Regions from separate parts of the Mus musculus genome. Here region 2 is linked to region 1. Evidence: chromatin loops called from intact Hi-C (ENCODE). Cell type or tissue: gastrocnemius. All regions are shown on one strand. Links, peaks and the distances in the headings refer to the core of each region. The heading gives the core; the rest is flanking DNA.

Region 1 (16,081 bases), core at 5,360-13,359:
TATAAAAAATAGGAAATAAGTGATTTTTCTCAAACACAACCTCTCTTTATAAGAACAACAACAAAATAAAATAACTTACAAATTATTTCAAAGGCCAGGGATGTAGCTCACTGGTAAGGCTACTGCCTAGAATGCACAAGGCCCTGGGTTCTACAACAAATATTGCAAAAAGCAAAGAAAGAACATGATTTCAAGTTATAAATTATATTATTTAAATAATTGAGTTCTAAAGTATTTTAAATTTACATGGATAGACATATATATTTGTATACATACCCATATAATGTCTGAGTGGCACTGGACATATGTATGTTTTAACCACAACATTAGGTTTATAAAGACAACTCAGGATTAACTTAAGGATCTGTCTAGACCTTTTTTGGCATCCACAGAGGAAAACGTAAATATATCAACAGAAATTCTGTTCCCTACCTCTTTGTAGTTAATGCGTCCATCTTGAAGCCGAAGAAACTCCAGAGCCCTGTGTCCTGCAAGAAATGAATACCATATGAGCTAAGCTCAACTGTATTTACCAGAGATCATTTTAACTTACGTGTATATGTGTCTGTGTATATGTGTGCGTATATGTGCATAAGTGCAGTTACCCATGGAGGCCAGAGAGGCTCTAGGACTCCTCCGAGCTGGAGTTATGCACAGCATAACTCCACTATGGCTCCACTGCGAACCACCCAGTGTGGGAACTTAGAAATGAAAATGGTTCCTCTGCGAGAACATGAGGCACTTCTACCCGCTGAACCATCTCTCTAGCTTGCACAGATTTTTTTTTTAAGAAAACCACATTTTTTAAGTTGCAAAATATGGAGAAAAGGAGATAAAAAGTAAGATTGCACTCACTTGAGGTTTTCTTTAGGCAGAACTGCTTTATTTGTTTGTTTGATTGATTGATTGAGTGAGTGAGTGATTGACACAGGGTCTCTCTGTGTAGTCCTGGCAGGCATGGAAGTTTGTAGACCAGGCTGGCCTTGAACTCCCAGAGCCTCCTTCCACCTGCCTCCTCAAAAGTGTTAGGATTAAAGGCATAGTTTTATCATGTCTGGCTTAGGCACAATTTTAAATATTTATGTTATTAGAACACAAATCAAATTCGTACTGTGATTTAAATGTCCTGCTTAAGTAACTCTATGACCTTGGGCAAGTTACCTAACACTGTGGACCTCGGTTCCCTCCTCTGTGAGATGAAAGCAAAACGCTACCTCACAGGTTAGCTGAAAGGACCACAGAAAGCAAATACTGAGCGAGGGCACAGGGGCAGTCATGTGGGAGGAACTCGGGAAACAGAAACTGCCATGGTATCTACCTCAGAGCTGGGTAGAGAACCCTAAACACAATATAAATAAATAAATAAATAAATAGGCCCCAAAGCATGGCTGACCAATGGTCCCCAAGTGTGTTTCATCACTGAAATACTTTGGAAGGACAATCACCTCAATCACCTCATAAAGCTGCGTACTCTACCCCCCATGCAGACGTGCAGAGATCCAACCTGAATCAGCATAAGTGGGATGGTTGATACTCCTTGGAACTCCCGCTGAGCAGCAACGTCTATTTCTATTGTGAATCACATTTTTTTTTTTTAAGATTTGGTTTAAAGTGCATGGGGGCTCTGCCTACATACATGTCTATGCACCACATGCAGACAGTGCCTTCAGAGGCTAGAAGAGGGCACTGGATCACTGGAGTTACAGACAACAGCTAGCTGTCATATGGGTGTGCTCGGAATCAAACCCAGGTCCTCTGGGAGAGCAATCTGTTCTCTAAACTTATAAAACACCTCTCCAGCTCTGAATCATAGTCTTTTTTTTTTTTTTTTACATCAAAAAAGCCTCTCCTCTACTGTATACATTGATAACCCAATAATGAAGTCACAAAACATACAAAGCATCCAGATTCAGGATCCCAGTTTTTCTTAACACAAACCACTGAATGAGGACAATTCTAGAAATGGTCTGACATAAGAACCAATCTTCTACTCAGGCCTCACATAAGGAAAAAAAAAAAAAAGAGCTATGTCATCTAAGTTGTTACTAAATACAAGGTGGAATTTCAGTTGCCCTTCATATAAAAAATCTTAGAGTTTGTGCAGATTTGATTTCATCTATAGAAACATAGGGTTTTTTTTTTTTTTGGTTTGGTTTGGTTTTGGTTTTTCAAGACAGGGTTTCTCTGTGTAGCTCTGGCTGTCCTGGAACTCACTTTGTAGCCCAGGCTGGCCTCAAACTCTGAAATCCGCCTGTCTCTGCCTCCCAAGTGCTGGGATTAAAGGTTTTAAAAAAATGGTTTTACTCTGTAACCTAAGGTGTCGGGAACTCACAGCTCTCCTCCTGCTTCTGTCTTCCCATTGCTAGGACTACGGGTATAAGCCCACCACACTCTGGTTAGATATTTTTAAATGTCCATTAGGACTTATCTATCCATCAAGAACCAACATAGAAACTCTAAGGATTTTTGTTTTACTCCAAGGATTTAAAAAAAAAAGAAAAAGAAAATTTCATTTACATGTGCTCTCCTTGGGCTTCTGTCATTTTACCTTAGAATTGGAAGATCCCTAAGAATTCATTACATCCTCCCCGCCCCCCACCGCACCCCCGCACCTCCCCCCCCAAAAGCTACAGGCACCAGAACAACACGTTTCTCAGAACAACACGTCTAGTTTACAGCAGGACTAATAGTTGCAGTCTGTGTCCCTTTCCCTTTGTTTCTTGACTTGCTTTCAGCAGTAAATGTTTGACTCACTGTTGGGACACAGCATTCTGGGCCAGACCACCCACCAGGGAGTCTGAAACAGTGAATCCTTTTCCTTCCCTGCAGACTGGAAGGTCTGGGCCTGGGCCAGGGCCAAGGCCCGCTGTATCCTTTTACACTGGTAACTATGATCTTAGGATCCTGCCTGCCAGGGCTCAGAATCTACATTTACTTTATGCTGCTAACTTTTCCTATTACGTGTGTAACCTAGTCCCTCTTTGTAATGAAAAGAGGTGGCTTAACTATAACACAGTATCATCTTTATTGAAACAAAAGAAAGCCCAGAATATTAAATATACCTAAAATTAGTCTTAAAATCACTGTAGAATGTACTCTTATTTTAATTGTTTTATGAATTGCTTTACATTCCTTACACATTAAAAAAAATCACAAATATATTTCATAAGAACCAAACCCCTTCGTTAGAAGAGACCTACCACATATGCTTACGATGGTAACTATGCAAAGTAATAAGCATTTTAATTAGCTTATCAACATATCCTATCACATCACATACCTTAAATTTATACAATTTTTGTCAGTTATACATACGTTAATTAGGAAAAATAAGTTTAAAAGGCCCTCCCCCTTTTCACTTATTTAAATCCACTATCTATGTCATAGTTTGATTTTCATTGCTGAAATAAACACCATGAGCAAAAGCAACTTGGGGAGGAAAGATTTAATTGGCTTACACATCCCAATCATAGTCCTTCACTGAGGGGAATCAGGGCAGGAGCTCAAAGCAAGAACCTGGAGGCAGGAACTGAAGCTGAGACCGCAGAGGAGCGCTGGTTACTGGCTTGCTCTCATACTTGCTCAGCCTGCTTTTGTATACACCCAGACATCTCCTGCTCACAGTGAACTGGATCTCCTCCATCCATCATGAATGAAGGAAATGCCCCACAGACTTGTCTACAGGCTCATCTGATGGAGGAGGTTCCTCGGGGGAGATTCCCTCTTCCCAGATTTGTCTAGTTGACAAGAACTAACCAGCACAGTCAAGATCACTCAGCCACTACCCCTAAGGTCAGGCATACTGGAGTCTGTAGCCTCATCATAATTCCTATGATGCTGGACTCCTGTAATGGTAACAAACACTCAGCCTCACTGGTTGTCCTACCTCCCTGAAGCCAAGCATCCTAAGGCCAATGGGTAGCACTTAACCCGTGGGAAATAACTTAGGTGAGTGATGGAAACTAGGGTGACCTTAAAGCTCAAATGATGTGTCATACCCATAAGAGCCACTAACAGCCACTCAGGGACTCGCTCCAATGGCCACACATGAAGTTTTACATCTACCTAGAAATGCCTGTCCTTGGAAATATAAAAGCACAAAACTAGTCTCACACCCCTGCCATAGACATCCACCTTCCTTCTCTCCTAATTCTGTGACTGTCCTCGCTTCCTCACTATCCGCTGCAAGGAACACCCAGTGGCCTCACATAAAGGAGCCTACGGGGCCTCAGCTCTCTCACCTAGCTATCCCCCCACCACCACCACAACCAACAACCCTTCCATTTCCTAGCCCTGGATATTTCTAGTCTTCCTCTCTCCTCTCCACTGTCAGGCAACTTCCCAAAGGAGAAAGAGTTGTGTCACTATGTGGGATAGATTTTCAATCTCTTTCTTAAGTTCATTGATGGATTCTTGTCCTTTTAATAACATGAAGAGGGATGTCGAGATGGCTCAGTGGTTAAGAGTACATAGTGCTCTTGACAGGACATTATTTGATCACAAGCAACCATGTTGGGTCGTTCATACCTGCCTGTAACCTTAGTCCTGATGCCTCTGACTTCCAAGGACACGTGCACTCATGTGCATATACTTACACACACACACCAAAAAATAATAATAAAAATAATCTTCAAAAATTAACACACGAAGGGGGTAGGAATGGGTGTCGAACTCACATAATCTCAGCACTCAAGAGAGAGGTTGGAAGTTCATCTCAACTTTGAGGCTAACCCATTCTACATAGTGACCTCCAAGGTAGCCAGAACTATATCAGGAGACCCTGTCTGTAAAACAGACAAATAGACAGACAGACAGACCCTCCCCCCCCCCCCCACACACACACACAGAGCCCAGTACTTACCTATTTCTACATGTGTTGAGAGACCACAAGATGAGCTTTTAGAGCAGAAAAGAGGCAGCAGAAGCAGCAGGCTAGACCACAGCCTGCCTGCAGACATGTTGTCATTCCTCCTCAGCTGCTCTGCTAACGTGGGGACAATCTTAGCTGTAGCCAAACTATGACTCCCAAATCCAGGCACGGACTCGGTGTGTTCCCTCTACACAGGTCACTGACACAGGAAACCAAGCCTCGTTTCAAAATAACACTGTTTTCCAATGAAGTCGACGGGGATCGCCCACTGTTTAGTTTTTCCAGAACAGCAAACAAACTGTCCACCTGGGAGGGGAGAGAAAGCAATCTGCTGGGATCTAAAAGCCTTGGCTGGAGGCACCTTATCATCCCACCCACCCAGATTTCCCCTCAACACGCAATTGGCTCAACAAATCAAAGCTGCCTTCAATTTACTTTCCAAACCGGACACTTACCTATGCCAGTTGATGGTCACTCCGATACTACCTTGCTGTCCACGAGCGGCATCTCCAATATCCTCACCTCACACTTATCAGAGTTTCCTCATCCTCCCAAGCCCCAAGTGCATGCTGGGAAAGCTTTTATGGTGATCACCGAGAACCGGCTTCTCTTTTTGTTGTTTGGCAACAGATACTGCCAGTTCGACATGTTACACAACCCCAGCCACTCCTGGCCATCTACTCTGGCTCTTCCAACAGGACTTACCCGAGATGTGTTGCAAGGAAGGATTCCTGCAGCCCAAAGACACTGACTGCACCTGCAAGGTGGAGGCAGGAAGCAGATTAAGGCGAAGAGACAAGGGTCTGGAAAATGCTGGGCTCAGAACAGACTCATCATAAGGTAGCCAATCAGAAACAGGGAAACAATCCAGGTCATTCGTGGACATAAATGATGGTGATCTTAACACCCAAATGATGCGCTGTCAGTGTTCAAAGCAGCAGGGTGCTCCCGAGAGGCTGTGAGGAAGCAGTATTCATCCTTGGGCTAGGCAAGGGGAAGGGTGAATGAACAAAAGACGGGAGAATTTGAGCCGGCTGTCTGCCAGGCAGCCGTCGGTTATGTAATCTTCAGCCCCATTCAGACCCGTAGACATGGTTTCTGTAGTTCTCTCCACCCAGGGGCACTGGTCCTGACTGCTTCTAACTGCCTTTAAGCCACAGGCTACAAGTTTTTATTTGTTTGTTTGGTTTTTTGTTTGTTTGTTTGTTTTGGTTTGTTATTTTGTTTTTTAATTGGATAGCAGGGTGTTTATAAACTTACATCACTTTGTTTTATAGCTCTGGCTTTCTTATGGGGCCAAAGATGACCTTAAATTCCAAATTCTCCTGCTTGTACCTCCCAGTGTTGGGACAGTAGGTGTGAGCTCAGCATATCAGACTAACTTTTTGTTAAGTGAGAAAATTGACGTATAAATCTAGAATTTTAGCTCTCTATACAGAACCAAATAAAAACCCCAAAGAACTGACTTCTGGCCCTACATCCCTCTGTGACATGACACCCAACTGGAGTGGGGAACCAGTGTCCCTAGGATGAGTAAGCTCTCCTCTGTGTCCTCTTGTCCTAGCCACCCACAGTCAGTGGCGGATCCCCCAGTATTACTATGCGTGCTGAAGTCTCAGTTGGCCTGCCTGTCCCTCTGAGCCTCCTAAAGTCTGCAGGTAAGATGATAGTGATGCTAAATTAGGACCTAAGAGCACCCAAGAATAGTCAGTCAGCCAATAACAGAAAATTGGGGGTGATGGCGTTTACTGTTGTCCCAGAACTCTAGAGGCTGAAAACGGATGGTTGATGGAAGTTTGAGGCTGGCCTGGACCACACTGGGACCTTTTCTTGAGAACAACAACAGGGCTGGCAAGATGGCTCGGTGGATAAAGATACTTGCCAACAAGCCTGACTGATGACCTGAGTTTAGTCCCCAGGACCCACACGGTGGAAGGAGAGGACTGAGTCTCCACCCGCATACACAAGTAAATAAATGCAGTAAAAAGCTTAAAACAACGACGAGAAGATAGCAGATAGAGGACTGGCAAGAATCACCAGGTGAAAACCCTGACTAAAAGAGCTATTTAGGCAGATATACGAAAACCAAGCCACATAAAACACCAGAGAAGGTAATGGGTTCCATTACTAACCAATACTAACCCCGGATTCCTTATATATTTTATACATTCGAAGCTTAGAATGACCATATTTGTTAATGCAACAAAAACTGGAGGAATCCCTCACTTAGTGCCATGTGATGGCTATGCAATAATGTTGCTTTTTTTTTTTTTTTTTTTTTTTTTTTGAGAAACGCTGGGGAGATGCCTTTTACTCATGACATCACAAGCATGAGGACCGCATTCCCACCCTTACCAGCATTTAAAAGCCAGGCACAGTACTGTGCTCCTGTAACTCCAGGGCAGGGGAGGCACAGGCAAGCAGATTCCCGGAGTGCATTGGCCAGCCATCCTAATCAAATCAATGCACTCCAGGTTTGGAGAAAGACCATCTCAGAAATAAAGAGGAGGAAAGCTATTGAGAAAGATACCTGATGTTGACCTCTGACCCCTATATCGTACATGCCCACATGTTTATGAAAATATTTTCCCCCCTACTGCTATCCACCTTGCTAACGCAGGCCTTTTTTATAAAGAGACAGTGTGATTCCATCACCCGGAGCTTCTCTGAAATGCAAATACAAGTTGAAAAGCAAGGGTGCAGGTATCCTAGGAGCCTGTGAGAATGTGTGCCTCATTTGCATACCAATCCTGCTAGCTTCAGGCTGAGGGACCTTGTGCAAGTTATTAAAATATGCTTCTGCTTCTCTGTGACTCAGAGGTAATAATAGTTTCCACCTTATGGGTCATTGTGTTTATCAGATGAGCCAATGCACAATGCATTTTAAGTGGAGATCAGTATACTATAAGTGCAATATTCCTTCACAACTATCATTCAGAAGAAAACTCCCCCACCCAAAAGACTCACCAGGGACTTCTATTATTTTCCCTGTTGATTTTTGTTTAATTTGGGTTTTGTGGCATGGGGGATCAAATCCAGGGCTTCCTTCATTTTAGACAAGTGTTCTAACACTGAGCTATATCCCCTACCCATTTATTGATTTCGTTCCTATCAATAAACCAACTTTGCATTCAGTTTAGTCAGTATAAGATTATTTCTAAAAATTTAGATATGGGTATAAAACAAAGTTGGATGAAGTCAATTTCAATTGAAATGAAAACTAGTCTCCATATGCAGATAAATGATGAAACACAATATTTTTTTATAAAGCTGCATGTAATTTAGGCTCTCCTCAAACCATCTATGTAGCTGAGTTATGCCTTGATTTATTTAAGTGTGTGTGTGTGTGCATGTGTGTGCGCGCACATGCACGCCTGTGGAGATGAGAGGACAAGTTTCAGTACACACACACACACACACACACACACAGACACACACCTGCTTGAGGCAAGGTCTCTCTTCATCTTTCTGCTTCTCAGAGTACTCCAGGCTAACTGGTGCATCTGGGAGATCCGTCTGCCTTCAGCTCCCACCTTGCCATAGGAGTGGTGGAACTGCAGCTATACCCACTGCATCCACCTTTTTACATGGGTTCTGCAGATTGAACTCCGGTGATTAGGCGTGTAAGGCAAGCACTTTTACCCACTGGGCCATCTCCCCAGCCCTTACCTTGAATTCTCCATCTCTTTGTCTCTACATCTCTGTGCTGGAAATGCAGGCCTGAGCCCCCAAGACCAGCTTTAGATACAATTTTAGCGTTCAAAATAAAGCATAGCTTTCTATGTCACTGTTAGGAATAATAATAGCTCATCAGGTGCTTGCAGCCAAGCCTGATGACCTAAGGCCAATCCCAGGGACCCACATGGTAGAAGGGGGAAAAAAAAATCAATCCTGGCAACCCTCCAGTTCTTCACATAAATAGGTAAGTTTAAAATCTAGGAACTGGAAGCTCATGGTACCCAGGAACCCAAGGGGAGAAGAGGCTCCGCCCCCCGTGACTGCGTTTCTCCTGTGGGTCCTAGTGAGCACCCATCCAAGATCCGGGAGTCACGGGGAAGAGGCTGGAGGGAATTGTTTCCACTCCAAACGGGGGCTTGCTGGGGAGAAGCATCAGTGTAGGAAGTTTCGGGTGCCACTTAATGGACTTCTCAGACCATAGGGACAATTGCCTTGGTGAGCTCCTTCCTTCAACAAGTAAGTAAAAGCATTTTACTACCGCGTTGCTGTGAAGATTAACAGTAAGACTAAACCTAAATATTGTGTGCTTAGGCTTTTGGGAATTTTTGTGGGTTTTTTTTTTCTCACTTTCTAAGAAACAAACAGTGAAAGTGCTACGAGACTTCGGTGTTACTCCTAGAGCGCAAATGCAAGGCGGGCAACTCAGCTGAAAAGGAGAGTAGGCAGAGCTTTTACAAAGTTTCTCAAGCCAGGAGCGGTGACTTGCTTGAATACTCTCAGATTGATACCGTGGATTCCCTGAGTTCAAGACCAGCCTGGGCTGCATAGTGAATTTGACGTTGGCTTTGGTTACCAAACAAGATGTTTTTCTTTTATTTCTGTTTTTTTTTTTTTTCAAGATGAATCTTTACAGAAATAAAAGAAAAAAGGGGAGGAAGAGAGAGAGAGAGATAACGAGAGACAGTGAATTCTATATTGGATCCCGAGACACAAAGCCGATTTCAAGTTTGGGGTCTACAGTGATTAAGACAAGATCTGAAGGAATGTCCAGAGAAGATAGAATGGTCTATGAGTAGAGCGCCCCCTACAGGCAGCAGGAATACAGGCCGGCCAGCTTGCGATAGCTGAGAAAGCCACCGGAGGCCCTCCTTATCTTGACCGCTTCTCGCTCCAGTTCCCTTAATAAAATACAGGACAAAGTAGTGAACACACACAGCACATATGTGTGCACACCTACCTGTACACACAATTAAATCCTGCTATTGAGACTTCTGCCAGATGTATCTGGCACATGACTGGGAGGCTCTGACTCAGCAGAAGACAAAGCCAACAATTAAAAGAACATCCAAGGCATTTTGCAAATACAATATTCTAACTGGGGCATGTAGTGCTCGCCTGTAATTCCAGAACTCTAGGAAGGAAGACTGCGAGATGTAGGTCATCCTAGGCTACATAATAACATGTTTTCTCAATAATAACAACAACATTTGACTCCACGTATTCTGAACACAAACCTGCTGTTTCTTTTATTCAAATTAAAACTTAGGGTTTCTTTCTTCTGCAGAGTTTGGGGCCCAGATGCAGCAGGAGGATGAAGATTTTGTTTAAGGTGATAGTGCTATGTTCAATCCTCACACCCCTGTTGATTTCTTTTTTAAAATAGGGTCTCAGCCTTGAACTTACCGAGAGCCTCCCAAGTGCTGGCCACAACACCGGGCTTATTATTACTTCTAGGATGATTGTTTCCAGTTACTAAACTTCAGCTCTGTTAGTTGCTTGATGTACAGCAGCTACGTCACGAAGCAAAGGGCAGTGGCTTGGGAGCACCACTGCTCAGGACCAACAGAGGACACACACAGAAAGCATGCAAGAGGAAGCCTCACTTCGACCCTAATTGAACGGTTGCCCCAAATCTCAGTACTCAGGAGCGCTGTGCTCCGAATTCATGAAGGGGATATGTAGAAAAGCATGCAAGGAACCGATCACTGAGCCACACTTCACCCCTCACTGAACAGTGATCCCCAGTTCCAATGCTCAGTAGCCCGAGCATATGAAACCGCGAGTTTGGCCTTTGGTGCCTTCTTTAGACGGAGTGCATATTGCCGGGGCTGGGGAACTGGGGAACAGAAAGTGCTCCCGTCACAATTAAGGCCTAAAGAAATGACAGGTGAGCATCCGACATTGAGAACGGTGAGTTATGTGCACGAATTCATCTTGCTGGGAGTCTTTCCATTCGCAGGCCCTGGAGAAGAACGTGCGGGGAACACAGTTCAAGCTCTGTCTCCTCGCAGCTCCAATCTCAACAGCTCAGAGAGAGGGCGCTCTCGGTGTCTCCGCCACCCCGCGCGTCCCCGCCACCCCGCGCGTCCCCGCCGCCGGGCTCCCGCTTTCCCGCGACCCCTGAGATCCTGCAGCTCGCTTGCCTGTCCCTTGCCGGTGTCGCCGCTACTGCCGGGCCATGGCGACCTGCTTTCTGCTGCGGAGCTTCTGGGCCGCGCGTCCTGCGCTGCCGCCTCCCGGCCGCTTCCGCCCGGAGCCCGCAGGAACCCCGCGGCGCAGCTACGCCAGCGGCCCCGGGGGCCTCCACGCCGACCTACTCCGCGGGGACAGCTTCGTGGGCGGCCGCTGGCTCCCAGCCCCCGCCACCTTCCCGGTGTACGACCCGGCCAGCGGCGCCAAGCTGGGCACCGTGGCCGACTGCGGGGTACCCGAGGCCCGCGCTGCTGTGCGCGCCGCCTACGATGCCTTCAACAGCTGGAAAGGGGTCTCGGTCAAGGTGAGAGCACCGCAGGTGCGGGATCCCGGCCTAGAAGGAAGCAGAGATCCACAGAGTGAAACAAAGTGAAACCGGTTCCTCGGGATACACAGTACGGAAAGCCAGAGCAAACAACAAAAAGAGATAAATTAGTTTGGAGCATGCGTACGGTTATCAGATCCCCTTCCTACATGTATCGACAGGTGTGCATAATAAAAGTGAGCTATGTCAGCCAGCCTATCTGAGAGAGAGAGAGAGAGAGAGAGAGTAGAAGGAAGATGAGAGAGAGCCCTGTATGTGAAAGCTGTATGTAGGGAATGTGTATCTGTATATGTAGGTTGCATGTTGGGGCTGTATGTGTAGGAGCTGTGTCAAGGACACTGAGAAAGGACATGTGAGCTTCGTTCAGAGGAGGGAAAAAGTCTAGGGGCATTCTCTGACTTTAGGTCTAAATGCGCTTACTAACAGAGATGGCTGGACAGTGGAGGGTAGATGGTGAGGACAGAAAATTATTTTAGAAAAATTCTTCCTCCTTTATTTTTGATAGTACCCCTGCAGCCAACCCCATGAAATCATAGTCTCTTTATCCTTCATTTCCTGCTGCTGTCTCCTGATGAGGGTACAAGCACTAGAGCCTTCACATTGGTCCACCCTTCGTGGGGGTGCCACGTATTTCTGGAGGTGCTTGGAATACAGAGTCCAGAAAAAAGGTTGGGGGAGGCTGGAGAACGGTTCGCCTTTTGAGATGTACTTGCTGCTCTTGCAGAGTTTCTGGGTTCAGTTCTCAGCGCTCCCGGGGCAACTCTCACCAGTTTGGGACTCCAGTTCCAGGGGATTGCTGAAGGCACACATACATGCATGCAAGCCAATGCTCATATGCATAAAATAAATGAATCTTAAGAAAATCCAGCCCCTTATAGAGCTTACGTGATGTTTTGGAGATCCAAACTGCAAGCTGTAAAGAGCAAGGAAGTGTGCTGGAACTGATGAATAATGTGGGGGCAAAAGACACATGCAGGCCCAGAGGTCAGAGGAGAGGCCAAGGTGGCCATTTGGGCAGCTTACAGTGACAGGAGTGTGTCTTCCTGCAGTTCCCGAGGCCAGAAGTCAGAGGCTGTGCTGGCTAAGTTCTATGTGAACTTGGAATAAGCTAAGGTCATCAGAGAGGAAGGAGCCTCCATAAGACTGGACTATAGGGAAGCCTACAAGACATTTTCTTAGTTAGTGATCAGTGGAGGAGGGCCCAGTCCGTTGTGAGTGGTGGCATCCCTTGTCTAGTGGTCCTGGGTTCTATAATAAAGCAGTCTGAGCAAGCCATTGGTAAACAGCACCCCTCATTGGCCTCTGCATCAGGTTCCTGCCTCCAGGTTTCTGTCCCTGTTTGAGTTCCTGTCCTGGCTTCCTTCCCTGATAAACAGTGTTGTCGAAGTGTAAGCCAAATAAACCCTTTCCTCACCAACTTGCTTTTTGACCATGATGTTGTGTTGCAGCAATAGAAACCCTAAAACAGAGATCAAGATGGCGGCAGGCCTGGTTTCATCTGAGGCCTTTCTCCCAAACTTGTAGACATCATGCTTTTTCTCCAATTGGTCTGTGTGGTTCTATCACCGTGGCCTTCTTCTGGGGCCAGTTGTTGACTGAAGGCCTAGCTGCCTTTAATCACTTCTTTAAAGACTCATTCTGAGGCACTGATGAGGTGACTCGGGGCTTCAACACCTCCCTCTAGCAGGGGGCACATTTTCTCCTATAACATCAGGGTTGGCCTTTCTGAGGATATTAGGTATAAGGATGAAGAGAGGCAAGGGGAGATCCTGAGCAACTCGGGAACATGGCTACTGGGCTTCCAGAACAGCAAGGAGGCCCTTGTGGCCTAGAGTGGACCAAGAACTAAGAAGAGATGCAGGGAGCTGTCACAGAGCTTGGGGAGGAAGGAGCTGCTTCATTCAGGACCTGTGGACCATCTAAGGACTTCCCAGTAGACTTTGATAATGGTAATGGGAGTTCTGAAAGAGGCTGTAAGAGGGCCGTGGCCGATGAACGGGCCTGTGCTTGCTTTTGTTATTGTTGTTTCTTTGTTTTGGGAATAGGGAAGTTCTTGAGGCATGCTAACTTGATAAAGAAAATAATTTTGTTTTCCCTATGGATTTAGCTGGTAGGAATCCACAATCAATAGTAGCCTGTACTGTTTGGAGGTCTATGGGACCTCAGTGGCTAACAACTCCAAAAGACATTATCCATTGCTGGTACTGGGTTCTTTATTTGTCAGCATGTGGTGCTTAAAAGGGTGTTGCTATCCTGTTAGAGAGTAACTTATTTTAAATCCCTCTATCTATGGAAGCTTTTATAGTAGACAGTAGGTTTCCATATGACTTTAAAAAAGAAAAAGAGAGGTCTTTAGTGTTATTAAAAGCTCTTGCCAGTGCTGTGGGTTACCTCCCAGAACATGATGGTAAGACCTATTGCTGAAGACACCAAATATTTGAGTGATGGGACAAAGAGGCATCAAGCTAGACGTGATGTAGAAATTTCACTTCTATCGCTGTCGTAGAGCTGGACAGTGCTGGGTGTGTGCTGGCTGGATTGTCTTGTCAACTTCACACAAGTAAGTCACCTGAAAAGAGGGAATCTTAATAAAATGACTGGCCTATAGGAAGACCTGTAGGAGATGATCTTGGTTGATATGAGATGGACCAGCCCATTGTAGATGGTGCCACCCTGAGCGCCCTTGAGTATGTAAGAGAGGAGGCTGGGCAAGCCATGAGGAACAAACTAGTCAGCAGCTCTCCTCCATGGCCTCTGCATCAGTTCCTGCTCCCAGGTTCCTGCCTCCAGTTGCTGTCCTAATTTCCGACTGTGATGCAGAAGTGTAGGATAAAAGAAGATGCTTTTCCTCCCCAAGTAGCTTTTGGTCATGGTGCTCTAGCACAGCAATGGAAACAGAAATGGGTACCAGATACAGGCATTGCTGTGATGGGCCTGCCTGTGTGCTTTAGAAACCCTAAGAAGACAGAAATGGGTACCAGATACAGGCATTGCTGTGATGGGCCTGCCTGTGTGCTTTAGAAACCCTAAGAAGACAGAAATGGGTACCAGATACAGGCATTGCTGTGATGGGCCTGCCCGTGTGCTTTGGGAGGACTGTGGTACCATTTGAACTCTGCACAGGAAAAGCTGTCGAGTGCTCAGAGCTTAGTGGGCTGTGTTGAGTGCTCAGAGCTTAGTGGGCTGCTCTGGAGGAGGTTGGGAGCTAATGTTAAGAGTAGTGCAGATGACGGAGGCCTGGCTTGTGAAATCCCAAAGGGAAGTTTAAAAGTCCCTTAAAGACTCTACTAAAGCCTTTCTTGTGGTATTTTAAATTAAGAGCTACTGACGTGAGGAAACTTTTGCTTGGCTGAGATAATCAGTCCTGGTCAGCAGGAGCTAAGAAATTAGTGGTGATTTTTTAAGACCAGTAACACTGAGAAGAAATCTGCGGATATTTCCACAGAAGCTGTGGTCCAGAGTGGATGGAGGCTCTACCTCATGCTGGAAGCTAACTTTGGTAGTATAAGAGTTACCCAGGTTTTAAAGGCATGAAGGGGTCCTTCAGAGCAGCTGAGGCTTGACACTCTGTGGTAAGGCTAGAGTCCCTGGAAAGAACCCTGGAGAGGCCACCGGTGAAGGTGCACCTCAGTTGTAGTAGAAGCCCTAGGATTGAAGGGGTCGCGAAGAGGGTGCAGCTTGGCACCATGTGTCAGTGTCAGAGTCCCTGAGGAGAGCGTAGGAGAGGCCATTGGTGAAGGCGCAGCCCATCTGCAGCAGGATAGCCCAGCATTTCTGAGATCATTTGGGGTATGATAATGAGATGGTCACCAAGGACAGGCAGCTGTGGAGTGGAGCCAGCCTGAGCCTGTGAGATAAGCTGTGTGTGCTGTGGATGGCAGAGATGGAGAAGTGCCACAAGCTGAGTCTAAGATCGTGAGCTCCTGATAATGCACTTCGCGCTGTTGAGCTTTGGTTTTGCTCTGATCTGATTGCAACTGTGCCTGGTTCTTTGCTCTTGGAACAACAACAAAAAAGTTTAATTTATTTTGGGTTTTATAAGAACTTACAATTAAGAGACTTTGGAAATTGTCTTAGTCAGAGTTTATATTCCTGCACAAACATCATGACCAAGAAGCAAGTTGGGGAGGAAAGGGTTTATTCAGCTTACACTTCCACACTACTGTTCATTACCAGGGGAAGTCAGGACTGGAACTCAAGCAGGTCAGGAAGCAGGAGCTGATGCAGAGGCCATGGAGGAATGTTCTTTACTGGCTTGCCTCCCCTGGCTTGCTCAGCCTGCTCTCTTATAGAACCAAAGACTACCAGTCCAGAGATGGCACCACCCACAACCCTCCTCCCCCATCACTAATTGAGAAAATGCCTTACAGTTGGATCTCATGGAGACATTTTCTCACCTGAAGCTCCTTTCTCCATGATAACTCCAGCGTGTGTCAAGTTGACACAAAACCATCCAGTACAGAAATTTAGAAATATTTTGAAAGCTTCCAAAGATTTTGGATATTTAGAGAAACCTTGGATATCTCCGAGATGTTGGGTATTTAAGAGAGTTTCAGTGTTTTAGAGAGACTTGAGATGTTTTAAAGAAACTGAACTTTTGAAGTGTAGAATTTGTAAAGATTGTGGGACTTTTAAAAATAGGAATGTTTTACGTAGTGAGATTCATGTTAACGTGATATTCAGAGAACATCAAGAAAGGAAAGGTTATGGCTAAAGTGGTGTGTTTGTGTGTGGAG
Region 2 (16,081 bases), core at 5,132-13,131, 49 kb before region 1:
CTAGGCTACAGAGTGATGCCCTCTCTCAAAGAGGGGTAGGCCAAGGGTGTAAGTGATCCGAGCCAGCCTTTGCCTGCGCGATTCCCCCTTCAGAGCTATACACAAAGGCTGAGTGGTTGTCCATCCCCTTCCTGCAGGACTCACAAACGAGACTACAAGCCGCTTCTCCGGCTTCTTTCTCTTACCTGTAACCTACCTCCTACAAACGTCCTCCATGCACCTCTTCAGCCATCCCCTGGCCTGATTCATCGCAGAGTCCTTAGTTAAGGATAATGCCCACATGTTTTGCCTTAGCCTTATAAGTTGCCCTTCACACTTACATGAAATGATGCACGTTTATGGTGCTGACCTCTGCTGTGTAACTATTCTTACAGTCTCTCTGAGTTAGAAACAGACATTAAAATTTTCAAAGAGTCGATTTTGGAGCTCTTGGATGAGGAGGAGATGCTGGAAGAACTCTGTCTGACCAAGTGGAGCGACCCACATGTCTTGTAAGTGGAGCCTTGTGTTGTTTCTCCCTCAGGTGAGCCTGTATTCTTCTAGACAGAGAATAGGTGTTTTTTAGCTTTAGACACTGTGTGTTGCGCAGGTCCCAGCTCAGTGAGGCTGCATTGCGTGCACATTGCATTCCAGCTGCTGGGCTGAAGAGAACATAAATATATCGCAGTTAGCCCCAGGGAATGGATCACTAAGCAACATATGCACAATGCAATAAGTTCCCTAAGAAGCAAAGGCAACAGTTGCATGGTAAGGAGAAGGGGATTGGATTCCATAAGCCTTGTCTGCTGTAAACACATAGCTTACACACTTTCTGATTCATAAACCTAGAAATATTTGGTTTTTTAGAAACTGCTAAAAAAGGTCCAAACACAAAGTATAAAGCTCACTGTCTGATCTTTAATACTTGGCAATGCCTTTAAAAGTCACTGGAGACTTGAGTCTCCTCCAGTACTGGGACCAGAGCCTATAGAGAGATGCACTCTCTAGACAGAGGTGCAGTTGTAAGTGCTCTTGCTCTTCACTAGCTAAGAGCAAGCAGGGGGCAGGTGCAAGCGTCTGTGCGAGCATGCTGACCTGAGCTGGATGCCTGGAGTCCATGGGAAAGGGAAAGGAGGGTGCAGCCGTATGCTGTCTTCTGACTCCCACGTCACTCGCACACCATAAACAGTAACAAGTACTTTCTCTTTTTTTAGTTCCCCCAAGACAAAACATACGACCCACTCTTCCTACCATTTAATCCTACAAACATGCCAATGCAATTCACTTTTACCAAATCTATCCTGCAGGAAAGGTGTGCCTTAGAGTACTTTACGGCCTCAGTCGACAGTCAGACCTGTGGTATCTATCCACCCACACAGGCTAGAGCTTCACACTGCTAATAGGATGTGTTCGGGGAAGCAGATAACAGCAGTTAGGTCCTCTGCTCACTCATCCAGGGAGGATGAAATCAGCTACTGCTGTACTTGATTGTATTCAAAGGGACATGCTTTTTCAAATATGCATAGGTGTTTTGCCTGCATGTATGTCTATGTACCACTTGTATGTTCCATGTCTACAGAGGCCAGAAGTGGGCATCAGATCTCTGAGAATTGGAGATTCTCAGATTACAGATGGTTGTGAGCCACCATGAGGGTGCTAGAAATCAAACCCAGGTCATCTGGAAGACCCTTAACCACTGAGACATCGTCCAGCCCCAGGAAATGCTCTTTTCAAGTTAATCTGGGTTCTCTTGTGCTCCATAGTGCCCTAGTGTTTGCACTATCTCATCAGTATTCACAGCTGCGTTTCCATGCGTCTTTTGGATTGAGGGCCTGGGCACAGTGATTTGAGCTCCTCTGAGTAGGGCTGCGTGCATATGCTTAGGATCAGTTGACAGAGCTCACAAATGGGATGCAGTCACAGCAGGTGAGACAAGGCTAGACAACAAACTAGACAAGGCTAGCTCTCTCCCCGGTGGCTGGAGTTGGGGGTCAGGATGCACTGCACAGTGTTGGGTTTGCTGACTGTTGACTGTACTGAAGTGAGAAGAGCAGCACTGGGATCGACCACGCAGAGGAGATGGAGCTGCTGCTGGAGAACTACTACCGCTTAGCAGAGGACCTCTCCAACGAGGCGCGCGAGCTTCGGGTCCTGATTGACGATTCGCAGAGCATTATCTTCATCAACCTAGACAGGTGAGGATGCCCTACAGAGGGGGCAAGCACTGCAGTTAGGAACGAAGAAGCACTTTTTAAAACAATGGCATTTGGAAGAAGTCACACCATCACATCTGGGACTACTCCAGTGGGCTTTATTGGTTACCTATGGCCTGGCTAAAGCACTGAATGATGCATGGGTTTTTTGGACTCAGAGTTTGAGGGAAACTTGAGGTAGCTGCTCATATGTCCTAGTCAGGAACCAGTGAGGTGAGTGCTGTGCTGTGCTCACTTCCCTGTGAATGCTCTCCAGGTCCCCAGCTGCGGACTAGTGCCACCTATGGCAAGGGTGGGTCTTCCCACCTCAGTTAAGACATTTGTTTCTATGGTGATTCTAAACTTTGTCAAGCTACAATATTATAATACATCACAGGAGTTCCTTTTGAAGGTGAAGAGTGACCACCCCCAGCCTCCATCGGCCTTCACTCGGTGTTGCTGGATCTGGGTGTGTGCTGGTCTGAGTGGGCTGTTTTCTCTGCAGCCATCGCAATGTGATGATGAGGTTAAATCTCCAGCTGACCATGGGAACCTTCTCCCTTTCACTCTTTGGTCTGATGGGAGTTGCTTTTGGCATGAATTTGGAATCTTCCCTTGAAGAGGTAAGAATGCAACTCTTTAAATAGCTCACAGGATTTTATTTTATAATGTTTAAATGGTCAGATTTGTTTGAAGTATATTCGTTCCCTTTCTCATTGCTGTGACAAAATCCCTGGCAAAGGCAACACAAGGTGCAAAAAGTTGGTTTTGGCTCACAGTTAAAGGAGTCACAGTCCATCATTGCGGGGAAGGCAAGGTCGCAAAGCAGGAGGCGTCTGGTCATGTGGGCCACAGTCAGGAGCAGGGGGCTCGCCCCCTCTGGAGACCCTCCCAGAATTGACTCCTGAGGGGTTCCAAATCTAGTCAAGCTGACAATAAAGATGTCACCTGAGCACAGGCTATAACTCACTTAGAAGTCAGGCAGTTACCAGTGGCCCCTGTGCGTTATTTCCTAGAACATGGAAGTACCCAGGAGACACTGACTAACTGTGAGGCAGTGGTAATAAGGGATTTTATTTTAGTTGTGTGTTCCTGGGAGTTTACATATATAGGGCTTCTTTGGTACAGTTACCACAACTCTATAAAATAGACACATTTCCCCTACTTTGTAGATGAGAGCCTCAGGAAACTAAAGTTGCACTTCTATAAAACAAGAGGATTTCAACCCAAAATGAAATCCTTTCTCATCCTGGTGTGGTGGTGCACACCTGCAGATCCAGCTCTTCAAGCCCAGGAATTGAGGGCCAGCCTGGGCTGCAGAGCAAAGCCTTGCCTTTACAGCATTTTCTGATAGTTGCATTATACACAGTCCCAGGTGCAGCAGACCCCAGTTGTGAGGAGACTGAGGAGTAGTCCTGCCCTCGCCGTGGTGTTTGGGCTTTCTTTACTGCAGGCCTTGTCCTCGCTGCTTTTTATGGAGCACTCTTCAATGGCGGGGAGCTTGTCTGTGAGGAGCCTGACCCCCCCCCCCTCTTTGTGACTGGAACAAACTCATTTCTTTCAGGACCATCGCGTGTTTTGGCTGGTTACGGGGATTATGTTTATGGGAAGTGGTCTCATCTGGAGGAGGTTGCTCTCATTCCTTGGAAGACAGCTGGAAGCTCCTGTGCCCCCTGTGGTATGGACTTGGGGTTCACGGCAGCACTGCTGGGCTCTCTGCAGATCTGGGCCAAGGGTCAGGCAGCCTGGGTTTCAGTGGTCGCAGGCTTTGTAACCCTGTGCAAGTTCTCCTTACTTTCCCTTCTAGTAATCCAGTCCACACTATGTGCATCCTATGATGTAGACAGTTAAATAAGGTGGGATGCTTAGCAGTGTCCAGCACAGTGAATCAGCTGGAAATGACTTGGTTTCTGTAGAACACTGGCAGGAATCCTACACTGAGACAGATGCTCTGCAGGGCTTTCCTGTAGCTGTGCTGAAATGCAGCTAGCTGTAGTGTTCTCATGAGCCTGGGGGCTGCCCCTCCTTTCCTCCCTTGTCTGTGGAGTCAGCACTGCTGGAGGAAGTGCACGGGCACGGACCTGCCCAGCCTTCCCTTACCCTCTGGTTAGTGGTTTCTAAGGAAACACAAACTGAAATTCCTTTCCTGCTTTATGTAGATGACCTCCTTACCTAAAAAGACCCTTCTGGCCAATAGAAGGATGGACGTGAAAAACAGCCTCAGGCCGGAAGGACTTGGAGCAAGCAGGACTATCCTGGCAAGCCGCTAGCAGCAGCCTGACAGACAAAGATTTGTATACTTCTGAAGCTATTATTACTTTCTGGGGAAAAAAGACAACTGGTGTTTAAATTATGTCTGACTAAAAATACTGTGGCATTCACAATACTAAACTTGATCACATCTTCAGAATTCTTTGAGACTAAGAAGAGGTTTCTTTGTAAAAGGCCAAAACCCTGTGTCCTACCAACTTTTGAAATACTGTTTTTATGGGCTTTTTAAAGTATAGATTAATTTATTGTGAGGTAGACTTATGTAGATTCAGCGTCATTCTACATATCAAGAAGAGTGCAGCTTCGTGCTGAAGGAGCCCAGGGACTGGCAGAGCCCATGGTTCCTGAGCACACAGACCTCACTTCCTCGCGCAGGGAGGGACCCACACTCCTAGCAGGTTCTCACTCAGGAACGAAAGCTAATGGATCTGTTAGCCTTGCAGCAAGCTCTGGAGGAGTGTTAGACCTTCCAGGCATTTGCTCTCTTTTATATATAAGATGAATGAAAGGAGGTATAATTTAATGTCAGCATATTTGGATTCCAGTTAATCAAGATTCTTACTATTTTTTGATTAGTTATAAATAGAACCATGGGAGTTAGGTTTAAAGAAGGAGTTTGTTTATTCTCTTACAATTTTATAGCTGTTTTGATGATTGCCTGTTTTAAGAGATTGTCCTACTACCCCCTCCCCAGGAGAAAATGTATACAGCCAGCTAATGTGTTTGCCGACCTCTCAGAAGTTAGCAGATGGGCTTGTCAAACAAGAACGTAGCTAATGCAAGAACTGTGGGAACGTGATCTTCCCAGTCAAAAGTTCTCGTTTAAAACAAATGGCAAAGCAGGCCATGGTTGCTCCACCAGCTGTGCCTCCAGTCCTTGAGAGGCTGCAGCAGGGAGATTACAAAGAGTTTGAGGCCAGCCTGGGCTACAGATTACGTTCTAGGCCAGTGAAGGTTATAGAGTGAGTTCCAGGCCCACCTGGACTATAAGTAAGACACTGACTCAAAACACCATCTGAAATGAGGCTGCGAGTGCTGCTCATTTTAGAGTGCTCACTCGCCTGGTGGAGCAGAGCTGGGGGGTCAGCCCTCTAACTGCACGGGAAGAGACAGATCGCTCATACCTGTAAGTTTGGAAGCTGTTGTTCTAATAACCATTCAGCCTGCCCTTGTGTGTTCTCAGGAGGTTTCATACAGTTGTGTGCTAGAACATTACAATACCAAAAAGTGTGCTTCCCAAAGTAATGCACTTGTAAGACTATAGTGAGGCCAGAGCAACGCTTAGCCTACAGGGAAGGAATAATGAAGTGCTTCCACCCCAAAATGTAATTAATTCACCTCACATAAAAGGACAGAACCGGCAGTTTAAAGTTTTTAAAGGTGGCTAGGTCAGGTAGGGTTTTTGAGTGACAGTGCTCCTTAAAGGGACTGTAAATAGCAAATACTGAGTTTAGTGATTGAGAAAGCAGTCACACATCAGGTGTGAGCAAAGAGGTGGGATCCGGTCTGTCCTTAACGTTCAGAGCCTCTGAGCCCATGTGGGCAGAGCAGAGGTCATCCTGTGAAGTGATTCCTGACAGCAGACTGGAATAGGCTAAACAGCTCACTGACAGGCTGCTGGGTGCTGGGATCCAGGAGCTGCGCTCAGCTTCATTTCTGTGATTGGCTGCAGTGAAGCTACATTTGAGCTTCAGTGTGATAACTTAAGTAATGGCCAAAGAGGTTCTAATGGGAGGATCCAAACGTGGGTGTATCATGTACTTTCTCACAGAGGACTCAATACAGTCAGTATCCTGTCGACTTGAAGATGTTTGGATTTCTGTAAGCTTTAAGTTTTCTTTATCTGATGCCTGTTACATGCTATGCTCAGGCACTGAACAAAAGACAAATCCTCTGGCCATGTTTAGACAGGCTTTTGTCCATCCATTACAGAGCAAAATCACTGGCACTGTGTGGCTGGGTTGAGGGAGCCCCTGCCTGCTGTGCACAAGGCTCTGGGGTTCGCCTTGCCATTTACATTTGCTAATTGCTGTCCGTGTACCAAAACGATGGCCCTTCTGCTGGCTGTGCTCTTTAGATAGGTTGGACCACTACTTAAACCAAATGTCCCATTGTGCTTCCTGCTGTGCCTTAGGAGTCAGAGTGTGTACTCACAGCAGCTGTGCCTTCCTTCCTTAGTGTCTGTAGTTGTACTTGACTGTTTAGAATGGGAGCACAGAGATCAGCAGTGAGGAGGGCCAGTGTGGCCCCTTCCCCACGCCCCTCTCTCCTCCTCCCACTGTTTTCACCAGACATATGACAAAATACCCAAGATAAACAGCTTAAAAAGAGGAAATGTTTATTTGGGCTCACAGTTTTCGGCCATGTCAGCGCCAGGGTGCTTGGCCCTGTTGCTTTGGGGCTGGGGAAGAAGCAGGGTGCTGTGGCAGAGGGGAGCTGCCCAGGTCATGGCAGCTCAGCTGGCAACAGAGAGGCAAGGAAGGCCCAGGGGTCCTGATACAACCCAGTACGTAACTCTCCTCAACAGAGTCCTACTCCACAGTTCCTACCTTCTTTAAGCTAAGGATCAAGCCTTCAACATAGGAGATTTGGGGTACATTTAAGATCCAAATAGGACCAGCCACCACTACCAAGGATTTTTTATAGGAGCAATTATATGGAGAGTGTTAAGAGCTAACTACACCCTTTCTAGGCAAGAGAGCCAGGTATTCCCACAGAAAAGGAGGTGGGTTGATAAAGTCCCAAGCACCGGCAGCAAACTCAGAGGATGCAGAAGAAAGAGCTTGAGAGGGGACCTCACAGCCTGCTGCTCCTATCACACGGCGTCCACACATAGCTGACCATATTTCTAGGCAGCCTGGCTGTCCCAGGTTTCGCTCCACCGGAGAACTACTTTGTCCATCCTGGAGATGACTTGGCTCAAGAAAGCGGGGCTGAATAGAAGAGTGCCGTCTTTAGTCTGAGCTGAAGCTGTAGACATGAAGTGCCCCAGAGAGCCGGGCTCCCCAAGAACTCCTTCCAGCAGCAACAACCACTTGGTTCTGTGGAGGACACAAGACAGACAGCACTAGTGACATTCCCACCATGAAGCAGACGTCATTCTGTGCTCTGAAGTACACATAAAAGCAATGCTGGCCACACCCCACAGCCAGAACTTGTGTCTCTCTCTTTGTTCAGACGCCACTTTCTCAGATCTGATAAGTTCCAAACCCCACTGTTGTACAAGGGGACCCCAGAACCTCACTGTGGTCGGTGCATGTGCCCACATCTGGAGTGGCGGGGGCTTGCACGGGCCACCTTCACAAAGCATCCCTGCTGCCTACACTGTTCTCAAGCTCACTTTCAGAATTCTCTCCAGAGTCTGCTGCAGGTTGTGAAACATTGTAGTAATGGCAAATCTTCACAACAGTTCAATTTGATCTTGGGGAATAGCCAAAAGTTATTTTAGATTTTTGTTGGTGAGTAGTGTAGCTGGTTATGCTGGCTGATAGCACTTTAGACAGCAGGCTGTGACATTTATCTTGTTGGTTGTATTTTAACATTAATAATCCCAAAATGATAATAATGGTAGCAATGTATTGTGGCCTGATCATGTATCAGGATTCTAGGTGGGGCCCTTACTGGCACCGCCTTATAATACGCCAAGGTCAGTCAACACAAGAGAAAAATAATCTTTTCAGTTGGCAAAGTGGTAATTTCTTCTCTTCCATTTTTTATGTAATTACTAATTTACTAAATGTGCTTTTACTTTGGCTATATTCTATGTCTCCTTTCTATTTCCTGGTCAAACCATGCTCCTCCCCAAAAGTTAAACTTCCTGGCTGCTTGCCATCTCCCTGGTCTAACCATCTCAGAACCACGAGTTCTGCATAGACAGCCACTGTCTGTATCCCTGTGTCATTGTACCTTGATGCCAAAGGTCTTAGCTGCGTTTTATGCTTTGGTCTAAGCTGTAAGCGGAGACTTGGCCGTGTCGGACTGCTCTGTCTTCTCGGCTGTCCAGTGAAGCAGAGTCAATGTCCTGCTGAGGCTCACCAACTGACATGGGCACAATGACAGTGCCAGTGCTCCTTACACACGTCTCCAGTCCCACCAGCTCACGTGTCCTTCCTTCCTGAGTCCTACCTCAGGTCTCAGGGAAAGGCCACTGAGCTAATAGCCTGTCTTAGTTGTGAGATGGGAAAGTGGGGGATGTTAATACACAAGTGAACTGCAGTTAGGAAGGCTAACTTGTAGAGTTAACAGAGTTAACTGTAAAGTCCTTTCCAATGACCTTGATCACTGCTACCCTTGGTCAGTGTTCCAGACAATGTCTAATTTCTTGAAAATGCATAAAATTGTAAGTAAAAGCCAAGCATATCCTTTAGAGAATCCTTCCATAAACTTAATAACTGCTGTTTCTAGTAGCTAACCCTGGTCTGTCATGGTCTGTCAGTGAGGACTGTTGGCCACCAGAGGGCAACTTCACTGTGAGTCTGCCAAGCACCTCCCAAGCCTTTACCAGATTGCTGTCACCAGTTTAGGACTGCCCACGCTTGGGACTCCTGCTCACGTTGCCCCCCAGCGTTGCCCCCCAGCTGCTCGTCGTGTGCCAGTCTCACAGACCTGTGTGTATCTTCCGAGCAGTCGGCATCCTTCCTTTGTTAATAGCCTGGCACAGTCTTAAAATACCAGTCCTGGGATGAGCAAATGCTTTTGTGGGTTAGTTTGGTTTCCTTTGTTTTGACACAGGGTCTCACTCTAGCTCAAGTTAACTTGGAACTCTTGAGTCCCAGGCTGGCCTCAGATGCCTACCTCAGATTCCCAAGTGCTGGGATTAGAGGCATGAGTCACCACACCTGGCTCTTTATTAGTATATATTAAGGTAAATTTCTTATATTTATTGAAATATTAAATATATAGAAGAAACTTTTAGGAGTCCCACTGCTGTGTTTCTTGCCTACAAGGATATTTGCATAATTATGTAAAAATACAGGTGCAAAAATGTTCACTACAGCACTATCTGCAATAATAAAAAAATGGAAATAGCATAAATATAAGAGTGTAATTTAATTGAATTATGGACTGTCCAAAAAATAAAGTATTGTGTAACTATTGGAAGTACTCATTGAAAGGAAACAAAGGTGCCTAAGAGTGTAGCCATGGTGTAGGTGTCTGTCCAGACCAGCAGGTCTCAACCTGTGGGTTGTGACCTCTTGGGGATCGAATGACCCTTTCATGGGGGTTGCCTAAGACCATCAGAAAATACAGATGTTTACATTACAATTCATAATAGTAGCAAAATTACTGTTATGAAGTCGCAACAACCATAATTTTATGGTTGAGGGGGTCACCACAACATGAGGAACTGTATTAAAGGATTGCAGCATTAGGGAGATTGAGGACCACTGGTCTAGACTTATTAAAAGACGGACCAGGCACCCAGGATGTTACCCATGAGGTTGCTGCCGAGCCTGACAGCCTGAATTCAGTCTCTGAGACCCACGAATGGTGGGAAGAGAGAGCAAAGGCTCTCCCCTGCTCCTCTGAGCACCACGAGTATACTGTGGCTCATGAACATACTTGTAACACAAATAAACATGTTTTAAAAATCAGCAGTCTGGACATTGTCATTGCAGTGATCTGCAAATGCCATAAAGGGCCAGGGGATACTGGGGGTTATGTGAGAACTGTCTCAGAAGCTGTGGTGCAGTGTGTACAGCCAGAGGCAGCAGGAGTGAGAGCACGTCCTCAGCACCACATGCAAACACCCTTGAGTCATGGACCCTGAGAGCCAACGCCATAAAAACCTCATGTCAGCAAATATTCTATCAGCTACTTAAAGTATTTTTAAAAAGTAAATATAGTTGTCCCACAGGCCCTGCTAAGCCCTCTGTAGAGCAACAGAGGGAGGGCATGGGGGGGGGGGCATGGGTCTCACACTTAAAAAATAGTGAGGTTAAGTTCCTGTTTCCTTTCTTTTCTAAACTAAGAAAGGCTTGTCAGAGCTGGTGTCAAAGCGCAGGCCCTGTACTCACCCTTCCCTTAGACCGCACGGACACCAGCGAGCTCCCAAACCTTGAACTTGCCTGTAAAACACGCACACCATGGTTGGTTCAGCAGTTGAACCAATAAGTACAAGGGGCTGGGGTGGGGGTGTCAGACCTTGGGGTACTTACCTCTGGAGAAGTTAGTACATACTGTGCCTGGAAAAGAGAGCAGTGGGGAGACCTTTAGCATGGTTACTACTCATGCAGAGCTTTGAGCCAGTCTGACAGCTTCGTGCTCATATTTCAGTGTTTCCAGATTCCTCCAGGTATGCCCTGTAACCTAGAAATCCCATTTACAGAAGCCTAGATCCTAAAACCTAGTCTTGTAAGGAATCATTTCCATGGGAATGTTTGCCCTGTGGTGTATAATAGAATCAGCCATAATGACTAGCGGTCACCACTTGTGGTAAGTCAGTTAAATGGGCTTATTCCAAGGTAAAAGTTAACAGATAGAACCCCCCTCCCACCTCCCTTCTTAGCAGGATCTAATGTAATGCAGGCTGGCCACAAACTCACTATATAGCCAAGGCTGTCCTTGAATTCCTAGTCCTCCTGCTTCTACCTTTGGAGTAGTAGAGTTACAGCCATTACCACCACATCTACATCCCTCTAGAGCAATGTGTACTTTTCCATAAAATCTAGGCTCTAGGCTGCTGTCATTTGTGCTTTCCTCTTTACATCATCTACTTATTTTACTTGGGTTGTGTGTGCATGCATGTGTGCCAAAGCATGCACGTGGAGGTCAGAGGGCAACTTGAGAGTAGGTTTTCTCCTACCACGTGGGTCCTAGGCCCTCCAGCTTGGCAGCAAGCTCCTTTAGACACTGAGCCACCTCACTGGCCCAACAATGTTTTCAATATGAGGTGAATACTCTTCATCCAGAATGCCTGGGTCCAGAGTTTAGATTTGGGATTTTTCTGGATGTGAAGTATCTACAGATATATACTGGGATGTCCAGAGGATGTGTCTCAGACTAAACAGGAGATATATCTGACAGGTCCACAGCCTGACAGTTCTATACAGTATGCTAATGACTGTACACAAGACCAGTTCCCTACTGTAGAGTTTTCATTTGCAGTATCATGTCAGATCATGAGAAGTCTTCGCTTTTGCAGTTTCAGGTTTTAGCCTGGGAATGCTCAGCTTGCATACTGTTTGATTAAAGTCTAGCACTTGGGAGGTGGAAGTGGGAAATATGAGGCCAGCCTAGACTATACCTTAAAAAAGAAAAATCAAGTTAATTTGTGAACAAAACAGGCATGTTGGGATCCTATTGGTTAACAAGTGTTAGAAAGAGGTCTTAGCACAGGCCCTTGGCTGCCGTCTGCAGTGTGTCTTGAACAGAAGCCCTCTGTCCTTCAGCCTCTTTGTCTGTCATTGGCATCAAAATAGCTTCGTAGCTTTGATGTGGATTCAGCTGCACACAGTGCTGTATTGTGTGCACACTAAGTAGGACATGGTACTGCTAGCCTGGGATCCCCACACCAGTGAGGCAGACACAGGGAGACTACCACAAGTTCCAGGCCAAACAGGACTACATGGCAAGAGCCTGCCTCCTGCCTACTAGAAGATTATGCACTCTGATTAGCAGGGGAAAGCCCTATAGAATTCTAAGTAGGTTAATTTTAATGCTCCTCTTTGTGTTTCTGTATTTTCTACATTTTTCACACTAAACTTTCATTTTGCCATTTAAAAAATCATTTTTTGTTTGTTTTTAAGACAAGGTCCCACTTTGTACCCCTGGCAGAGAACTTACTATATAGATGAGGCTGGCCTCAAACTCACAGAGACCCAAATGTCTCTGTGTCCTGGGTGCTCAGGTCAAAGGCATATGCCACTACACCTTAATTTTCAAATTTAAGAAAGATAACAATAAATAGTAATAACAAATAATAATAGCCAAGCTGAGTGCTTAGAGACGTAAGGAACCCCGTCAGAGAAAGGAGTAAGGAAGCAATACACAAAAATCAAAAGGCTGCAGTTTTTGGTGAAGTTCCAATGTGGCCAAACCTCCTTTAGCTCCCTGCCCTGGGCACCTACTCAAGCCATGGCCAGCTGTGAACAAGGACCAAGTCCAACTGGGTTCCAGCTCTAGAGGCAGCCAGCACAGCTGTAGGCCCACGGGCGGATGACTAGGCGCTAGACCTTGCCCATCACGGACTCCGCAGGTCTCCCTTACCTTCTCCTCCGGACATGGAGTCATCCAGGACTTGCATTTGCCGGTCATGTCACCTAAGGTGGTATACATGCCATTATAAATGTACACTCGCCCATCTTCTCCCCCTAGCAGTCCGGAAGTGACATCTGTTATCCTCAGTGGGGCAGCCATGATGATTTCATCTGTTAACAAAAAATGGAAAAGAAGCATTAGACTCCTCTCTGCCTTCTGTCCTCCACCTCGGGATCCTGAGCCTCCCACAGGTAACCAGTTGCCACGGCTGCCTCCAAAGTCAGTGAAAGGCCTTTGTTTCCCACTTTGTCATCCATCAGTAATGGACCTGGTGACCCTCCCACTAAGTCTTTAGGAAATGCAGCTTATTTGTGTGCATCTAAGTTCTGGTCTATAGAAGCCCTGGAAGCCAGGCGTGGCACATGCATGCAGTGCCACACAGCTTGGGAGATAAAGGCAGAAGGATCAATAATTGAGAATCAGCCTTGGCTGCACGAGGAGGTAGAAGCAAACCTGAACTAAGTGAGGTGGTGTCTTAAAAAAAAAAAAAAGTTTCTTGGGCCACTGGACTGTCCATGAGGAGGCAGAAGCTAGTCCATCTAACTGGGACACAGGTCCATTGAGTATGAAGGGAGTTAGCTTTAGCTAAAGTCACTATGCCCAGCCTTACCTAAGCCATCATCATCCAGGTCAGTCAGGTGCAGAACACTACCAAATCGAGAAAAGCGTCGGTCTCCACTGAATGTGCTGAGCAGAGCAGGCTGTGTCTTCTCGGGAGCTAGTTCGTACATCCGAGTGGCTCCACCCTGGTGCAGGGTCATGGTTAGGAATGCCATTTTAGACACGTCATCTGAAACAAGCCACAGGGCCTCCTAGCATCATAAGAGGGAAGAGAGGACCCCACCAGTGTTCCCATTTGTGCCCCAGGAATGTGCACTTCAAGTGCAGCATGTTCTCACACTGTCCTGTCCCCAACTGCACGGTGACCACGCAGCCAAACCTTTGCCAGATACAAGTTTACTATTCAAGTCTCTTCCCCGCTTACAGGAAGCAAGCATTCTGGGAAGTGGTTTGGCACTATGCAGAAAGGGTGTCAGAACACTGGCTCCTCTAGACTAGGAATCTCCCTGATACCCATCGTGTATCAGAAAAGTAGCTGTAATTTCCCCAGGTCTGGTTCTGTGCCTAAGGCAAAGCACAGTGGCAGGTACAAGGAAGAAAAGCGCTATATATGTAAGAACAACCGTATATTTGAAGAGTATTTGACATAGAACATGCTTACAATAAGATATGAATACATTTTCTAGTTAAGAAAGAAAAATACATGAGGAAGTTGCTGGCAGGCCTTCTACCCCACCTTCCCAACCCCCACATGCTTCAAGTGGCCAGCATTAATTAAAGGACTTGACTATCCTAAAACTAAAAAATTTTAAAATAATAAAAATAATTTAAATTTTTTAAAAATATGAGTTACACTTTTTATATATTTATTCTGTGTATGCGTATCTTATGTGCATGAGCGAGTACCCACAGGAGCCAGAAGTTGGCACTGGATCCCCTGGAGTTGGAGTTACAGGCAGTTAAGCCACTTGACACAGGTGCTAGAACTGAGTCATCTGTCTATCCCGTAATTTGTGGGTGTGTTTGTTGAGAGTCTCATGTAGTCCAGGATACTCTCAAACTCACTACATAGCAGAGGCTGGCCTTGAACCTCTGATCCTCCTGCCTCCGCTTGGCCTGCAGGAATGAGGACCCGCAGAGTCAACTCCAAGTTTCTGGTGAGCCTGGGCTAAATAGTGTCTCAATAACAAAAACAGAATTAAAACAAAACAAAGCAGCTCTTCTCTAGCTCTGGGGTCAGAGTGTGGGAGCTTTAAACTCACTTCCGTGCATCATTCCGTGCATACAACATTTGAAGTATTGATACTATAGCCATTTTGTAAATGATGATATACAAATTCAAAGAGACTAAATACACAACTTGCTACTCATGACTTTTAAACAGGAAGCACTTAAGCCCACTTGTCCCATGACTTTCTGTCAAGACAATATGGTCAAAGAGCCTCATGGGATGTGGATGACCTACCATGAGTAGGGGCTCCAACCAGCAGGACTTGGGTTAGGGTCCCATTCACTCTCACATAACCACTGGACAGGGAGGTACCCAGCTTTCCCATCGCCTGCAAAGAACAATTGGTTGTTACCGATCGAGCGAGCAAGCTCCCTACAGCACACTGTCCTGGAAAGGGAGCCTGCCGTACCTTATCTCCCGAGATAGTGATTGTGCTCTGGCGGTTCGGGAGAAAGTAGCCGTACACCTTTCCCAGGCTCTTTTCCTCTTGGTTCTTTTTGTGGCTTGAGCGTGCCATCCTGGGGAGAACACAGTGGTTAGTGGCAGATGCAGGATGCTGGTCCCCAAGGGGTTTAGTGTCCAGGAAAGGAGCCTCACCCTACTATGTAGACCTTGGGCTCTGTCCTATGGTCCTGAACTGCCAGCATTGGCTCCTATGAAGTTAATCTCACGAACGTGGAGACTCCCAAGTCTCGCCTCAACCCTCCACCTCCTCCCAGCAGCAAAAGCAGAGATGCCCGCTACCAGTGGTTGGTTCACTCTCACGGCCCACCCCACTGCTGGTGTCCGAGGGGAAATCCTGATGCCAGGACTTCAGAATCAGACTGTGCTGGAGGCAATGTCTTTAAAAGGATCACCGAGTGAGAAGGAACACTGGGGAGAACCATAATCAAACAGGACTTAGTCCTTATATGAGCAGATTAGTACACTGACACCAGAGGGCTGTGAGAAGCCCAGGGTGGAACGGTCTCTGCATGGCCAAGTGATTGGCTTGCTTCCTGACTGTTGTGATGCTGCAGAGCCAGAGCCAAGAAGTGGTCTCCGACTTTCTTTAACAACTGCCACTCACTCACTCACTGCCCATCTCTGTATCTCACCTAGCATCTCTGTGACTCTTAGTTAAAGCCCTTTGAAAGCCATAGGCAACTATCTCTCACCAACTCCGGGCTAAACATCTTCAGGAAGCCTCTGAAGCTAGCAGCGAGTCCTTGAGCTTCTAATCTACCTGTTGTTTCCACCAACTTATTTCGAGGAAAAAATAAATGCTTTGATTTCTTACTTTCTTTTGTTCTGTAACTAATGTAATTTCACAAAACCATTTCTGTATTTGAACATGTTATTTGAACAACTTAAATTTGTGTCCCTGTGCCCCAGTCAGTCATATGTGGCTGAAGAATAAACTATTTCTGGGACTGGAGAGATGACTCAGCTGTTAAGAGCACTCGTTGCTCTTCCATGGGATTGGGGTTTGATTTCCAGCACCTACATGGTGCCTCACAACTGGCTGTAACTCCAGTTCCAAGGAAATCTAACACCCTTTTCTAGCCCTGTATACAAATATTTTCAAAAAAGGATAAGCTATTTCCTT

What was found. Hi-C counts contacts between places; a loop is a spot of excess contacts. Peaks named below come from ENCODE experiments on the same cell type or tissue, not always from the same donor. Only the 100,000 strongest peaks of a DNase experiment are listed, where the experiment ranks them.
Region 2: a loop joins it to region 1, with 5 times the contacts of the local background. A loop is called at or near these places in 27 of 42 quality-filtered maps.

The regions. Positions count from the first base shown.
Region 1 is chr13:24,932,494-24,948,574 of GRCm38, reverse strand. Aldh5a1 (aldhehyde dehydrogenase family 5, subfamily A1) reads left to right here and starts at 10,914. Exons shown (of 10, transcript NM_172532.3): 1 at 10,914-11,324. The coding sequence starts at 11,007. Gpld1 (glycosylphosphatidylinositol specific phospholipase D1) reads right to left here and starts at 5,423. Exons shown (of 26, transcript NM_008156.2): 1 at 5,326-5,423; 2 at 4,862-5,176; 3 at 433-488. The coding sequence starts at 4,958. It overlaps 9330162012Rik (cDNA RIKEN 9330162012 gene), which reads right to left and starts at 11,174. Exons shown (of 2, transcript NR_102323.1): 1 at 10,972-11,174; 2 at 9,526-10,790. In gastrocnemius, for the core only: CTCF peaks have their summits at 9,638 (motif pointing left) and 10,876; DNase peaks (open chromatin) are centred at 5,853, 9,641, 10,921 and 12,029; H3K4me3 peaks cover 2,342 bases; H3K27ac peaks cover 1,827 bases.
Region 2 is chr13:24,981,438-24,997,518 of GRCm38, reverse strand. Gpld1 (glycosylphosphatidylinositol specific phospholipase D1) reads right to left here. Exons shown (of 26, transcript NM_008156.2): 20 at 14,903-15,011; 21 at 14,728-14,821; 22 at 13,312-13,491; 23 at 12,651-12,811; 24 at 10,601-10,627; 25 at 10,460-10,510; 26 at 5,583-7,483. The coding sequence ends at 7,397. Mrs2 (MRS2 magnesium transporter) reads left to right here. Exons shown (of 11, transcript NM_001013389.2): 7 at 375-491; 8 at 2,022-2,174; 9 at 2,677-2,794; 10 at 3,736-3,849; 11 at 4,331-5,224. The coding sequence ends at 4,441. Among named protein-coding and RNA genes, the nearest start is that of Mir12184, 9.4 kb to the right of the region's middle. In gastrocnemius, for the core only: a CTCF peak has its summit at 8,899 (motif pointing right); DNase peaks (open chromatin) are centred at 8,321, 8,425 and 8,913; H3K27ac peaks cover 317 bases.